Linked DNA regions of Homo sapiens: regions 2 and 3 are each linked to region 1. The links are chromatin contacts, found by Hi-C or POLR2A ChIA-PET in ENCODE. All regions are on one chromosome and are shown on one strand. Each heading gives the region's core, a stretch centred on a gene start or an enhancer-like site at or near the end of the contact. The rest is flanking DNA. Distances are from core to core; before and after follow the strand shown. Region 1 overlaps LOC101929638 (a long non-coding RNA gene). Region 2 overlaps ZNRF3 (zinc and ring finger 3). Region 3 overlaps ZNRF3 (zinc and ring finger 3).

What was found. Hi-C counts contacts between places; a loop is a spot of excess contacts on that map. ChIA-PET counts read pairs that join two places held with the same protein, here RNA polymerase II (POLR2A). Pooled maps may share reads with other maps.
Region 2: a pooled map shows a loop between it and region 1 (2.1-fold over the local background). The contact joins two enhancer-like sites. A Hi-C loop is called at or near these places in 2 of 50 pooled maps. POLR2A ChIA-PET finds 5 or more read pairs at or near these places in 3 of 52 experiments (GM10248, H1 and WTC11).
Region 3: a loop to region 1 is called in a pooled map, with 2.6 times the contacts of the local background. The contact joins two enhancer-like sites. A Hi-C loop is called at or near these places in 2 of 50 pooled maps. POLR2A ChIA-PET finds 5 or more read pairs at or near these places in 3 of 52 experiments (GM10248, H1 and RWPE1).

Annotation. Positions count from the first base shown.
Region 1 is chr22:29,199,665-29,204,784 of GRCh38, reverse strand. The region is part of intron 2 of LOC101929638 (a long non-coding RNA gene); the gene reads left to right. Among named protein-coding and RNA genes, the nearest start is that of EMID1, 3.7 kb to the left of the region's middle. RefSeq lists a silencer at 1,722-1,841. Within about 2 kb of position 1,969, at least 17 of the 41 ENCODE cell types and tissues checked have a DNase peak (open chromatin) inside an H3K27ac peak, as active enhancers do.
Region 2 is chr22:29,021,306-29,026,425 of GRCh38, reverse strand. The region is part of intron 2 of ZNRF3 (zinc and ring finger 3); the gene reads right to left. It overlaps ZNRF3-AS1 (ZNRF3 antisense RNA 1), which reads left to right. Exons shown (of 3, transcript NR_046851.1): 3 at 1-1,427. Among named protein-coding and RNA genes, the nearest start is that of ZNRF3-AS1, 7.6 kb to the left of the region's middle. Within about 2 kb of position 3,130, at least 3 of the 41 ENCODE cell types and tissues checked have a DNase peak (open chromatin) inside an H3K27ac peak, as active enhancers do.
Region 3 is chr22:29,038,587-29,043,706 of GRCh38, reverse strand. It overlaps ZNRF3 (zinc and ring finger 3), which reads right to left. Exons shown (of 9, transcript NM_001206998.2): 3 at 1,138-1,212; 4 at 277-408. Among named protein-coding and RNA genes, the nearest start is that of ZNRF3-AS1, 9.7 kb to the right of the region's middle. Within about 2 kb of position 3,091, at least 4 of the 41 ENCODE cell types and tissues checked have a DNase peak (open chromatin) inside an H3K27ac peak, as active enhancers do.

The DNA of each region.
Region 1 (5,120 bases), core at 720-3,219:
CACGGTCCCTTCTAGAAACACTCCCCAGAAAGGATCTGCCAGTCACTGGATTGCCCCTCCTGGACTCACCAGGGGCAGGCAGCATAGGCCACCATAGGCAGGCAGGCAGGCAGGACGGGGGATCCATCACCAGTGTGTCCACATAGAGAAAGCTGTTGCCCTGTCCCAAGGGACAGGTAGTGAGAGCTGGGTTCAAACCCTGCCTCTGCTACTTCTGCTCCAGTTAGCTCAGGCAAGTCTTGCCCCTCTCGCAGCCTCAGTGTTTCTTTTGCAGGGAGGACAGTTGTACATTCGTTACAGGAGTGTGGGAAGGATTGAGATATCATGGTAATGGCCTGTCACCCACTCTCCCCTACTTCACATAGTCCCCCAAGGGCTCCCTCTCCCTCCAGCGACATCACCATGGTGCCAATGTTGCCCCCTTGGGGAGCTGTTGCCCTCCTTTTCACGTGAAATTTTGGCACATCTCCTGTGCCATCTCTCTGACCTCCAAGAAATGCAGCTTTGTACCTCTCTGGTTAGCCCTTGTTTTTGACACAGCTAGATCAGTGACTTAACACCCTGGATAATTCGTCACTCCTGAGGAGCCATGCCCCCAAGAGGATGCCAGGCCTGTCTGAAACCCCAATCAAGCGGCCCAGATAAAAACCCATCACCCCAGGGGTGCTTTGAGCTGTTTAGGAAGCTCAAACATGCAGCTGTTTAGGAAGGAGAAGCACTGGATAATGCCTTGGAGGGACTGAGAGGTGTCTAGGGTGTCAGATGGGTGCCACAGAATGAGGAGGCACTACTAGGTCTGTTTGCAACATGTCTGAGATGCTCCTGCGATTAATGGCATCCACATTTCTTAACCAATGCCATCAAACTTGTGGCAGACTCAGGCCGCTGCAGAATTTCCCCAGCAAGAGACTCTCCTGGTAAAAGCTGTTATCAACATTTTCACATCAGAGAGGGGCCTGTCCTTACTGAGGCTGGGATTCCCGGGTCCAGGGTATTTATTTATCACTGTAGACCCGGATAAATAAATATAGATTTATTTATCACTATTTATCACCTTGTGGCTGTGTGGCCTGATGGATACACCCCACAAGCCATGTGACCCATAGGCCAGGGTGTCAATTCCAGAGCAACCTCTGGGAGCTGTGTGACCCAAGACAAGTCACTTCCCCTCTCTGAGCTTCATTTCTTTGCCTGAAAAAACAAGCCATGGGATCTTCTTTTTTTTTTTTTTTTTTTTTTTTTGAGACAGGGTCTCACACTGTCACCCAGGCTGGAGTGCAGTGGTGCCATTTCCGCTCACTGCAGCCTCAACCTCCTGGGCTCAAGCGATTCTCCTGCCTCAGCCTCCTGATTAGCTAGGACTACAGGTGTATGACAGCACATCTGGCTCATTTTTAATATTTTTTGTAGACACAGGGTCTTGCTCTGTTGCTCAGGCTGGTCTCGAACTCCTGGCTTCAAGCAACCCTCCCACATAGGACTTTTAAGGTCCCTCTGGCTCAAGAGTCTGAGCTTCTGGGAAAGTGTGAAAACGTCAGGTCTCCCCTTCAGTGGCCCTGGGGCACAGCTGAAGCCCCCGTTTAAGGGCTCACTTTCCTGTTGGATGACAGCCGGCTTTCTGGTCCTCTTTCCTAGTTGAGTGGAAAGGCAGGAAATGCCGTGGGGGCCTGGGGTTTTGATTATTTGAGGTTTCAATGTTTGCTGAAACTGAGAGGAGAGGGGCCGGCTAGCTTGAGGTCTCAGGGCCTGTCCCTGCGGGCGGGGCCTCCCCCCTGGGGGCCTGGTCCTTTCCACTGCCAAGACGAGACCACAACCGCCAGTAACGACAGCAGCTTCCGTTCCCCATGCTGACTGTGCGCCAGGCGCTGTGCTAAGCGTTTTGCTTGTATTGTCTGCTGCGATCCTCTCTGCCACCCAGGAGGAAGCCTTATTGTCCCCAGGTGTGGGGCTCACGGCTAGTGAGTGATGGGCAGCTGTCTATGAGTTTACCCACCAGACCACACTGCCACCCACTGGCTGAGCCCTGAAGCAGGTCTTCTTTGGGGTAAGAGATAACTTGGCTCACATTTGGAGTCCCATCTTGGGGCTGATGAGGCCAGAGAGAATGTGTGGACACATACCCAGACCTGGACCCACACCCAGATGGACCACACAGGGACACACACAGACACCCTCCCAGGGCAGGCCATGGGATCCGGGAAACACAGCCCCTCTGGGGCAGATTCACTGACGCATCCACCCTGGCCTAGTCCAAACAGGAAATGTTTTATCCTCTTAACAAACAACCTGGGCGGCAGCCTCCTTCCCCTGTGAAGTCTCTGGGGGCCGTAGCTAAGGGACTCTTTCCTCCCGCTGTGTCCTACAGGACTGTCTCTCCAGCTTGGGTGTGCCCCGTCATATCAGCCCTGTGCACACATTAGCTCGTGTGAGCCCAGGCACTCTTCCCATATCGTGCCTGTTCCATAGGTGAGGAAGCAGCCCAAGGGGTGCCCAGAGCCCATGGCCGCAGCCCCCAGGGGCCCAGGCCTAATTGCCAAGCAGTGCCTGGACACCATGAAAGGGAAGGGACCGTGTAAGCCACAGCCTTAAAAGCTGCTGACCAGACAAAGGACAGGGCCCAAGAGCAATGGCTGCTCTCTGCACTTTTGATCAGGGGGTTTGGCCCTCCTGTCCCTGGCTCTCAGAGATGGAAGCACCCTGCAGGGCCAGGGTCGGGGCGCTGGGAGACCTAGGCAGCCTGCAGCTGCCCAGCCGAGTTATTTATGCTCCATGGAGCTGCCCTTCTCATTCACCCAGCTCATTCTTTCCCCAGAGAGCTGGGACTGGGGCTGGAAGGGAGTAGTGGGAGGAAGGAAGCTGTCAGAAAATCATAAATTAGGGCTTGGGAGGGCCTTCCTGTCCTCTGGAATCTCCCGTTTTGCATCTTTGAGGGGGGTACAGGGGGACGACAACAGAATGACAGGGCCGGACATAAGCGAGCATGGCAGGACAGGGTACCTCTTGTTGGAGTGAGGAGACCTGGATGTTCTATGTGATCTAGAGAGTCCCTTCTCTCCGAGCTTCGGTTTCTGCATCTGGAAAATGGGGGTGTGAGGACTCGGGGACTTTCCTGCAACTGTGCTTTGTTGACTGCAGGAATGGACAAATGAGAGGCTTTCTCCTTAGCAACGTTTGTTCCCCCTTCCCCTCCTCTGGCAATTTCTCCTAAATCCTCCCCTTTCTGACCCCCCACCTCTGCCCTACTTGCCTTCTCTCAGGTCCCTTCCTCTGCTTCTCTTTCATCTCCTCTTGCAAAAATGGATGAACAGTATCTCCATATGCAGCATCCACCCAACTAGGGGGTAGAGGGAAGAGCTCTTGGCTCATTCCTACTAGAGTGTGAATGACTGATGTGTTTAATGTTTAATGTTGGGAGGAGGGGGAGTTAACAGGGCTTCCTGCCATTTAAACCCTAAATCGTTGGTAGTGGAACTTCTAGGCTGGTGAGGGAAATGTTTGGTGACCACAGCCTAGGAACGTGGCCTAAGACCTTCTGTATGGGAAGCTGTCCATCTCCCACCCCAGCGAGGTGAAGCCCACTCCCGGCTGGATGCATCTGAAGTGGCAGCTGTGAGTCCATGTGGTTGGACGGATCTGGCAGGAGGGAAGGGCAGACCAGAGAAGCCCCTCAGAGCAGAGGCCCTGGAGCAGCCCACCAGCCCTGCCAGTCCCGGGTGGCACCTGCCGGGTCATGAGCATGTGGGCCCGCCCCACCTGACAGCTCCAGGATGAATGGGGAGGTAGTGGTGGTGCTGAGAAGCAGGAGGAGAATGAGAGTGGTGGGGACAGAGGAGAAGTCAGAGACAGAGACAGAGAGATATAGTGAGTGACTCTCAGGAGAGTGTGCCAGGTAGCCAGAGAGAGAGGGAGACAAAGTGATCTAGAGAGATGTCTTCATCTTTCATAGAAGGAGACAGATGGAAAGACAGAGAGACAGAAAAAGAGACAGACAGACTTAGAAAGAGGGACTCTTTTGGAAGAGGGTCCTAGGTGGTTGGTCTCGGCTCCCATAGGAGCCTGGCAGAGGGGGCAGGACCGGGGCACCACCCCCCCACCATCCTGAGCCTCATTTGTTCTCAGCACCTCACAGACTCTGGCCTCCCTCAGACCCCCATCCCATGCCAAGGGTGGGAAGCCTCTCCTTCCTCCATCACCCACCCATGCATCTGGTAATGGCTGCCTGTGGGCTCTGGGCTGCTTGGGGCTGGAATACATCATGCTTGGGAAGCCCCATTAGACAGAGCCCTTGGGCCCAGGGGGAATGGATTCCTCACCTGAGGCTTGGTCCTGGGAGTCTTAGGTGGATGGACAGCTATATAGGGGGAGGGGGACCTGACTATAGATTGTCCCTGCCCCACCATCCGGTCAGCCTTGCAGGGCTAAGTCTGGGTCCTCTTTCCCTGTGTCCATTCCTTGGCTCCATCCCATCCAGCCTCCACCCCCTTATGGGATGTGGCATCGGTCTCCTCGATGGCCTCTTGTCTCCTCTGATACTTTCAGTCCTGCAGAATCTTCCCAAAGGCAAATGGAGCCAAGCAACCCTGCGAAGAAAACCTTCCAGTCTCCCTGTCCCCCTCAGGCTGAGAACTGAAGGTGGCCCAGCTTGCTTGTCCTCCCACTGTCCCCAGACCCTGGGACAGACCCCCACACCCAGGGTGGGCTAGGGGATGTCTCAGTTCCCTAGCCCATCCTGTGCTCTCCGTCTGTCTGCGGGTTTTCCTGCCCTGTCCCTCTGCCTGCCAATACCCACTCACCCTGCCTGAGCTCACCATCCAGTCTCAGCTCAGACATCACCCCCACTCCACCCCTAGAAGGATGTTTCACACCCCCAACACTGGGTCATGTGTCCACTGGGGTTCACCACTCACAGCGTTCTGGGCTGGGGACATCTGTTGATTTGTGTGGTTCCCCTGATGGATCATAAATAGGCACAGATGCTGAGCCCTTTTTATAACCTTTCTAAGAGTTCTAGGGCACATACAACTCCAGAAGCTGTACAAGATACATCTGGGTGCGTAACAATTTCTGTTTTTGTTGTTGTTGTTGTTTTTGAGACAAAGTCTTTCTCTGTCACCCAGGTT
Region 2 (5,120 bases), core at 1,881-4,380, 180 kb after region 1:
CTGAACTGAGCTAACCAAGTCACAGAACTTGTATGTCAACTGCCCAACTAATATCCACTTATCTGTGATAAGTGGTGACGGTTCTGCCACTAGAAGGAATTTTAGTGATGGGGTCTGGGGGTGTGGAGAAGGGATATTGGCCATAGCAGTCATGAGTTAGGCTGTAAAACATAAGTTAAACGCAGAGTGTCCTATATTGAATTAGACCCTAAAATGTGCTATATTTTCGGGTCTAATTCAAGTAACAAGTGCTATAATCACCTTTCCATAGGCTAACAGAATGAAGGCTGTGTCAAATCTATGCTTTTATTTCTCCCAAATGCGTTCCAGTCCTGGTACTCAATAAATAGTCATCACAATGGTGCTGATGATGGAGGGGGAAGGAGAAAAGTGGCAGAGTCATCAAGCTAGCCTTCCTCAGCCCGACAGCTAATGCTAGCTGGAGAATAAAGGTGCTCCCAAGCATCCCTACCACGCATCCGGGGTGTAACAATAATCATTAATACTACTTTCTGTCCTGTGTTCACAATCCCATCAATGCCCCTTTCGGGCTGGAAAGCAGTGAGGGGCTTGCAATCCACTAGGTTAAAGAAATGGAACTAGAGGCTGGACGCGGTGGCTCATGCCTATAATCCCAGCACTTTGGGAGGCTGAGGCAGGCAGATCACCTGCGGTCCGGAGTTTGAGACCAGCCTGGCCAATATGGTGAAACCCCGTCTCTACTAAAAATACAAAAAATTAGCCGGGCATGTTGGCCTGCACCTGTAATCCCAGGTACTCAGGAGGCTGCCGTGAGCCTAGATCATGCGCTTGTATTCCAGGCTGGGTGACAGAGCAAGACTCCGTCTCAAAAAAAAAAAAGAAAGAAAGAGAAATGGAACTAGACCAACAAGGGAAACAAATGGATTAAGAGTTTAATTGGGTGGGATTATTTTGAAGGATGCTCAATACACTTCTGCAATGGAGCATCCTGGATGGGGGTGATGTGTGCCATAGGCTGGTGTGGTCAGGAAAGACTTCATGGAGGCCAAGCTGCCAGAATGAAGAGGAAGAGAAGGCCAGCCAGCAGCTGGATATCAAAGGTGCTGGTGGAGGCAGCAGACACACCAAGTATAGGGGAGAGGTTAGCAAAAGGTGGCATAGAGGCTGGGTATGGTGGCTCACATCTGTAATCCCAGCACTTTGGGAGGCCGAGGCGGGTGGATCACTTGAGGTCAGGAGTTCGAGATCAGCCTGGCCAACATGGTGAAACCCCGTCTCTACTAAAAATACAAAAATTAGCCAGGTGTGGTGGTGGGCACCTGTAATCCCAGCTATTCAGGAGGCTGAGGCAGGAGAATTGCTTGAACCTGGGATGTGGAGGTTGTAGTGAGCGAAGATGGCACCACTGCACTCCAGCCTGGGCGACAGAGCGAGATTCTGTCTTCAAAAAAAAAAAAAAAAAAAAAAGTAGCACAGGGTTGCATGGTTGGGTATTATTATCCACTCACATGGCCATTGTATAAACTTAACAACTATTTAGTGATTACCCTTTCTGTTGGTGGCAGCTGGCATGCCCACAGTTTAGTTTCTGGAACACAGCATCCAAGCAGTCACTATGGTTTACTGACATTTTTGGGTCACTACCTGAAATTTTATTTTTTCTGGAAGGGGTTCCCTAATCCCTACACCAAGGCCCAGTCCTGTGGCAATGTGCTTCCAGACAAAATATTCATTAATTTAACAAATACTTATTGAGCATATACCATGAAGGTACAATCATATGCCAAAAGAACCTAGTCCTAAAAGATCTAGTGCCTCTTCTCATGGTGTTCTAGTAGTTATACTAGGGACCCTACATGCACAGTGAGAGGTAAGTGCCCTGAAGAAGAGAAATATCACAGGACTGCAAGAAGAAGAAAGGCACTGCTGACTGAGCCTATGTGTCTCCACTTTATATCAACTTGTTATCTTGTGAACAGCAGACCTCAGTAGCAACGCACGCTGCCTGGGAACCCTCAGCAAATATTAAAACATCTACTCAATATTAACACTCATATTCACCAACAAATACAGGGGCAATTATTGTTTCAGGAAGGCAGATTAAAGTATAGTTTGACAGCCTTTAACAGTGCAGAAAATTGAAAGCAAAAAAAAAAAAACAGTTAATGCCTTTGAAAGTCATTATAATGAAAGAGACTCGAGAGACTGAACCACAGAAAGGTGGAGTTGGGCCGGATCGCTTCCTTTGGTCAATAACAGGTGAATGACTGTCATTAAGAAAAGGACTTCTTGCAAAAGAACAGCTTAATCCCAGGAAAAGGAAAGAGTAAAAAGGTTACATTAAGGGAATCAGGGATAATCTCTATCAATTACCCAGAGCCTTTCCTGTTAGGAAAGTCTCAAAAGAAGAACAGGAAAAGAGCTGGGTCATGATCCAGGGTGCTTACACTTTGTTTTATGATCCAGGAGTTTGGCAGTCTGGTTTGTGGGTAAGTGGAGAGAGCTATAACTACAAGCACTATGTAACCCCCACAAATAAGCAGGTAATTGTAGAATATGCCGACATTGGCTCAAGAGGCACCCAGCTATCAGGCAGGCATGGGGAACTGGCTGGCATTTGGGGGCTAAACAAATCAAACTGCATACCTACCAGGTGGCTGGGACATTTGGAAAGACTGATGAGCCAAATCCAGAAGAGGGACCACAAACCACTCCCTTTGGAGGGAAGAGTTCTGGCCAGACAGCCCCACATGGAATAAATGACTGATCCTACTTCTCTATTCCTGGGAGACAATGCAGCACACCCAAGGAGAGACTGAGCCTGCTTCTCCATTTGTGGGAGCTAATATAGCCCACCGTAGGGAACTGAGCCTGCTTCTCCATGCCTGGGAGTTAATGGATCCCATGCAAGGGAAGCAGCCTGCTTCTCCACTCCTGGGAGCCACTTGAAAGTCACTGCAGTCCTCATGCTGGGGGACAAAGAGGGTCTCTTAGGCAACATGGACCTTGACTATGGTCTATCTGAATCAAGTGTCCCTCAGTCCTGGAGTGGGATGAAAGCACACCTAGTCCCATGTCCAAGATTTGCAAAGGAGGCATGACTTTCCTGAGGTCAGAGTGTGCTGGCAGCGGGGGAGGGTGTTCCATCAGAGCCAACTGCTTCCTGTCAACCCTGCCCCGACTTCTGTAGAGTCCATTAAGTTTTATAATATTGAAGATTTTTTGTTTTCTGGGAAATCAGAATTTAGAGGACTCCAATGTTAGTTTCTCAATAATAACTTTAATCAGGATCTATTAGTAAACACATAGACATTTTGTGTATTATTTCAAGCAATTTTTTATCAGAATTACAGAATTCCTGTACCAGGAAATTTGAAGCCAAGCATTTAAGGAAAGAATTTTTTAAAAACCAATTTGTTGGAGGTGGGAGGGGGGTGGACGATGAGAAATTACTTAATGGGTACAATATACATAATTCAGGTAATGGCTACACTAAAAGCCCTGACTTTTCCACTATGCAATATACCCATGTAACCAAATTATACTTGTACCCCATACATTTATACCCAAAAAACTCTCATTTGTTACAGGGAAGTTGACTATAAAGGACCTGCTAGCAGGCAAGTGTATGGTAGCTTATAAGGGAGATGGAATCTTGAAAAGAAGGGTAAATTAAAGTATTTTCAAATATACCAATTGAGTTCACTTAATACATTTTAAAGTGAGTATCTGTAACAACAATAAATTCTCCAACCTACTGAGATTGCTTCTAAAAGGATTAGGACATCTGCGTAACTCAGACTTGTAAGACGGACAGCTGACAAAAGTCAGGGTTGTGGGTTCTTTTTCCCCCATCTGAAACTTCATGAAGTAATTTAAAGTCAAGGTTTTTAACAGAGTACTGCTGGTCACACAGTCACATACCTAACCCTGTTCTCACACTATCATGAGACCATGCTACACCAAGATCCAGTGATGGGCAGGGACCAACCAAGACTCAGAAATACCAGGCTCCCCAAGTCTCCAGTCCTACTTCAGTTTTAGCCTTTAGAGAAAGTGTGTCTGGGATCAGGATCTGACAGTCAAGAGGAGGTTAGGTTTGGGGGTCACGTTAACAGCTAACAGATGAAGTTACAGATTAACTCTTCACTGCCATTAGTTGGTTAATGTACAATTCGTAGGTAACTTCAATCATCCTGGCCCAAGTTCAGAGTAAAAAAAGCAGCGTTCTCTTTTCTTAAAAAGTAATAAAAAGAAATGAACTACTGTTATACACAATCCACATGAATGTATCTCAAAATAATTATGCTGCGTCAAAGAGGCCAGAATAAGCAGTATATACTGCATGATTCCATTCGTGTTAAATTCTATAAAATGCAAACTTGTCTACAGTAGGAGAAAGCAGATCAGTAGTTGTCTGGTGTTTGGCAGGGAAGCCAGGAAAGGGAGGGAGGGATTTTAAAGGGGAATTGAGGGAATGTGGGGGGAGTGACATATATGTTCATCTTGATTGTGGTGATGGTTTAATGGGTGTGTGTGTGTGCATGTGTGTGTGTGTATGTGTGTGTGCATATAGGTCAAACCTTAACAAATTGTGCACTTTAAATATGTGCTGTTTATCACATGTCTATTATACTTCAATAAAGATTAAAACAAGGCCGGGCACGGTGGCTTACGCCTGTAATCCCAGCACTTTGGGAGGTCGAGGTGGGTGGGTCATTTGAGGTCAGGAGTTCGAGACCAGCCTAGCCAACATGGTGAAACCCCGCCTCTACTAAATATACAAAAATTAGCCGGGCATGGTGGCGCGTGCCTGTAATCCCAGCTACTTGGGAGGCTGAGGTAGAAGAATCTCTAGAACCTGGGAGGCGGAGGTTGCAGTGAGCCGAGATCTCGCCACTGCACTCCAGCCTGGGGGACAGAACGAGACTCTGTCTCCAAAAAAAAAAAAAAGATTAAAACAAGGAGTGAGGGGAGAATCTGCAACTATTCTTTTTCCATTATTGCCTCTTATTACTTCAAAGCAAAACTATTTTGACACAGACAACCTTTCACCATGTGAATGCATTTAATTTTAGTTAATATAGGAAAATTCCAAAGCCAGTTTTAAAAATTATGCAGATCGAGCAACATAATAC
Region 3 (5,120 bases), core at 1,842-4,341, 160 kb after region 1:
GGATGAGAGATGGCCAAGAGGGAATGCCAGGTGGAAGAGGCCAGAGACATCTTAGCACAAAAGTATCTATTTCTGGTAGGATTTCTCAAATTCACTATAAAGGAACATGAGTAAAATTTCACCCTGGCCTTGAGTCCAATAGCTGATCTAAGCCTGCAGGAACCTGGGGTATGCCAGCATTTCAGACAGAGATAGGAATGAAAGCCCAAGGGAAATAAAGGGACAGGTAGTAGCAGAGAAGGCCCCGAGCCTGTGCCAAATGGTGCGGAGGCTCACTCGAGGAGGGCGGTGCTGGATCCTTGCTCGAGCCACTTTCTGCTTGTTGACGATGTTCATCAGCTTAATGGCATCTGCACCCTTCACATACACCACCGGCCTCTTGAGCGGGTCTTCAGAGCCCTGGTTCAGCTAAGGAAGAAGAGAGGGCTCTGGTTAAAAGGTGCGCTTACTTTAAGAAGCAGTAGAGAGAAAGAAAGGCTGGAGGGAAGGAACACTGAATACCTGTCTGGAATCCTCCAGCTCTTCCAACATTACAGCCTTGGAGCTCCCAGAAGAGCAAGGCTGAGAATGACGCTTGTTTTGGGATGGACTGGGCAAGCAGAAGGCCCAGAAAGGTCTTAGAAAATGCCCCCTGAACCCGGTGCAGTGGCTCACGCCTATAATCCCAGCACTTTGGGAGGCCGAGGCAGATGGATCACAAGGTCAAGAGTTCAAGACCAGCCTGGCCAACATGGTGAAACCCCATCTCTACTAAAAACACAAAAATTAGCCAGGCGTGGTGGCTCGTGCCTATAATTCCAGATACTTGGGAGGCTGAGGCAGGAGAATCGCTTGAACCCGGGAGGTGGAGATTGCAGTGAGCTGAAATTGCGCCACTGCACTCCAGCCTGGGTGACAGAGCAAGACTCCATCTCGGGGGAAAAAAAGAGAAAATGCCCCCTGTGCCCCAATTCCCTGGCTCTTAACCTCGCCCAGTATACCTCCTTTGGGAATTATGTCCAAACATGGACACCTAACTTCAGAAGACAAGAGCAAATGCTCTGAGATGAGGGTGACATGACCGGGACAAGCCAAGCTCACTAAAGGAAGTGCCTTTCTCAGGGAGGCTGCAGTGTTGGCATGGCCTGAGGAGCTTACCTGATCAATAGCTTCTGGGTTTTCAGACACATCAAAGATGACTGCAGTAGCTCCCCGCTGTACTGCTCGCTTGGCCTGCCAGAGTTAAAAAAACAGCAGGTTGGCCCTCTGGTCCTCTTACCTTTTCAAAGTTGGCCTTGGCAATCAGGCCTGTAATCAAATGCAGAATCTGACAGTTACCAACTTAGGTGACTTCAGGGATGTTACTTCACTTTCCTAATCCTCAATTTTCCCATCTATAAAGAAGGGGACTGATGACTAGAGTTAACAATAACATATAGTTTCAAATAGCTAGGAGAAGGACATTCCCAACACAAAGAAGTGATAAATGTTTGAGATAATGGATATGCGAATTACCCTGATCTGATCACTATACCTTGTATGTATTGAAATATTGCTATGTACCCCACGAATATGTACAATTATTATCTGTCAATTAGAAAACTTTTTTTTAAAGAGGACAATTTCACCTACCTTGTATGGTAATCATGAGGTCAGATGACTTATAATAGGGGAAAATACATAATTGATAACTTAACAAACTTTTGTCTTCCTATCCAGCCCAAATACTGAAAACAACCTACACATCAACAACCTGCCCAGTCAGTACAGAGGTATTGGTTTCAGTATTTCCTGTTTCAGAGCCATTGGCAACCAAAGCAAGTGCCTTTGGTCCATCTCATGCGGTTCCTTTTTCCTTCCCATGTCACCCAGTTAGAAGAATATATTGAGTATTTCTGAATGAGTCTCAAAATGGTTAATTTTAATAAGTGACACAAGCTGAAGACCTCTGGAGACACTGTCGGTGGTGGGAGCTGTGAAAAATAATTGTAAATGGGGTTTTGAAGCAGTTGGCTGCCAGACCTGGCTACACATCAAAAGCCACTTGGGAAGTTTGTAAAGCAGGTTTCCTGGCTCAAACCACAGAGACTGATTGAGCAGGGCTGGAGTCAGGCCCAGGAAACTGAGTTGTGTATGCTTTCTGGGGGATTCAGATGATTCAACTACTTGGGGAACTACTGATCAGAGGGATGAGATTAGAATGTTTTAGGAACAAATGAGAAGTGACGGGATTCTTTTTGGGGGAGGTGGGGGAAGGATTCCTTTCCATCCCAAAGAACCTTCTAATTCCATGTCCAGCTAAGGGGACAGCAAGGCAGAAGCTGTGGAAAAACAAGACTTAAGATATAGCATGGCTGGAGTTCGAGACCAGTCTAGGTAACATAGCAAGACCCCATTATCTAAAAAATAACAGAAAAATTAGCTGGGTGTGGCAGGACGTAACTGTAGTCTCAGCTACTCGGGAGGCTGAGGTAGGAGGTTTGATTGAGCCCAAGAGGTAGAGGTTGGGTTGTGATTGCACCACTTCATTCTAGCCTGAGTGACAGAGCAAGACCCTGTCTCCACAAAATATATACATACATACATACATGCATGTCCTGGCTTTTAGGAGCCTGAATCTTGTTAGGGAAGTAAGACACTTCTAATGTGTGTATGTATAGAAGGCAAACCCAGCCTTCTATAAGACGCGCAAATGATGGCTAGTGCTTAGAGATCAACAGAGTTACTATGGGCCACAGTGCTTGAGAAAGAATAAAATTGAAATTCCTTTCCGTAGGAATAATCGCTCTACATTGATGTGGCGTGAGAAAGCAAAGTTGCCCAGAACACAGCTAGACCAATAGCTCCACTGGCCCACTAGAGGGCAGTCTCACCCTATAGCTTTTACAACAAACCAATTCCTTGTATTTAGCACCAAACAGTACCAAAAACAACTTCAGTAAAATCTTCAGTATACTGCAAGTTCCTTGGCAGTTTAAGAAGTTCTGGCACTCTGGACAATCTGTCTTTGTCTTGCAGGGGACCCTTTCTTTTTGAATGGAGATTCAATGCATTGAAAGTCTCTGCCGATTGTCCACCACACCCTGTTTCATCACCAGATTGCTAGGCTAGGAGTCAGGAATGAATCCTGGGAGCTATTCCTGCCTCTGCCACTGGCATGCTGCCAACAGTGGACAAGTCACTCAATTGCTTTCAGCCTCAGCCTCAGTTTCCCCATCTGTTAAAAAAAAAAAAGGCGGTGGGGGATGGCTGGGCATGGTGGCTTATGCCTGTAATCCCAGCATTCTGAGAGGCTTAGGCGGGTAGATCACCTGAGGTCAGGAGTTCCAGACCAGTCTGGCCAACATGGTGAAAGCCTATCTCTACTAAAAATGCAAAAAATCAGCTGGATGTGGTGGCATGTGCTTGTACTCCCAGTTACTCGGGAGGCTGAGGCAGGAGAATCACTTGAGCCTGGGAGGCGGAGGTTGTAATGAGCCGAGATCGCACCACGGCACTCCAGCCTGGGCGACAGAGTGAGACTCTGCCTCAAAAAAAAAAAGGGGGAGGGGGTGCAGGGAGGCCGCCTATGTTATTATGACTAGAGTCCCTTCTAAATTCCCAGCCTTGGTCACTCAAATGAGAAGCAGCAGGCTATCAGAGCAACTCAGAACTACACTGGCCCTGTCACCCTCCTCCAGGAAGAGAGGATGCTGATGACACAGCTGAAAAAGTGTGAGGCGAGAGTGGCATCACTTTCCTCCACCATAGAGCTATCTATCTTTCTATCTATCAGAGATGGGCTTTCACTCTGTCACCTGGGCTGGAGTGGTGCAATCATAGCTCACTGCAGCCTCAAACTCCTGGCCTCGAATGATCCTCCTGCCTCAGCCTCCTGAGTAGCTGGGACTGCAGGTGCCTGCTACCATGCCAGGCTAATTTTTTTTTTTTTTTTTTTTTTTTTGGTAGAGACGAGGTCTCACTATGTTGCCCAGGTTGGTCTTGAGCTCCTGGGCTCAAGTGATCCTCCCATTCCGGCCTCCCAAAGTGCTGAGATCACAGGCATGAGCCACCATACTGGCTATCCATAGAGCTCTTTAGGGACACAGACTCCTCTGCCAGAGGCCAACAGCTCATGGATGCCAGAGTTAATATAATTGTAAGTAGATGCTGGTGTTTTCCGCTTAGGTGGTATCCTAGGCTTTTTCATAAATTCCTTCTCCAGACATAGAAGGGCCCTGAGGAAAAGCACTAAAAATGAGGAAATAAACAGCCCCTCTCATTCCTTTATTTGGCTTTCATTCCACAATCAAGCACATCAAACAGCACCCTCGGGGAAGGTACAATTCAGATAAGTCCAGATCAGGAGCGCGGTACCTGTGCGCTTTGATGCAGGTGCACCTGGAGAGTCTAATGGCCTCAGGATGAAAGGCTGCAGGATCTGGGGTAGGGAATGCCTTCCCAGGAGAGACATGCCTCAGGGAAGCCATTTAGCCACGTGGCCTTCTTAAAGTTCAGGCTTCCCTGCTCCGCCCGGAACGTGGAGGTCTCAAGGACTCAGAGGTTCCGGATGAAGCATGATCCATTTGAGAGACACAAAAGACGTTTTTCACAAAATCTAGGACATGGTGATATGTTTCCTGGTTTTTACAGTGAAGAGGGCAGGTCAGTAATAAGGCAGCTGGTTGTAGTTGCACGGGCCTGTAATCCCAGCTACTTGGGAGGCTGAGGCGGGAGTATCACTTGAGCCCAGGGGTTTGAATCTGTCTCTCTCTCTCTCTCTATATATATATATATGGTGCTTAAATTCCATTTACAGCTTGACTTCCAATACAACCAGGCAAAGGCACAGGATCTAAGGACATACCTTGTTTGAGAAAAATACTTCATTCGCACAGGTGATCTACTTTTAAAATAATATTTAATGTAAACTACTATTAAAATCAGTTTGTATTTCCTGCACACACCAGGACTGGACAGGAGGGGAGCCAAGCTAAGATCCTAAAGGGAACTTGCCTGTCAGAAGCCAGCTTAGGATTTAAAATAGGCCATGAATAACCCATATTTAGAAAAAGACACTTTTATTATACTGTTCTGAAAGGAAATTAAAAAAATACAGGCCAGGTGCAGTGGCTCATGCCTGTAATCTCAGCACTTTCGGA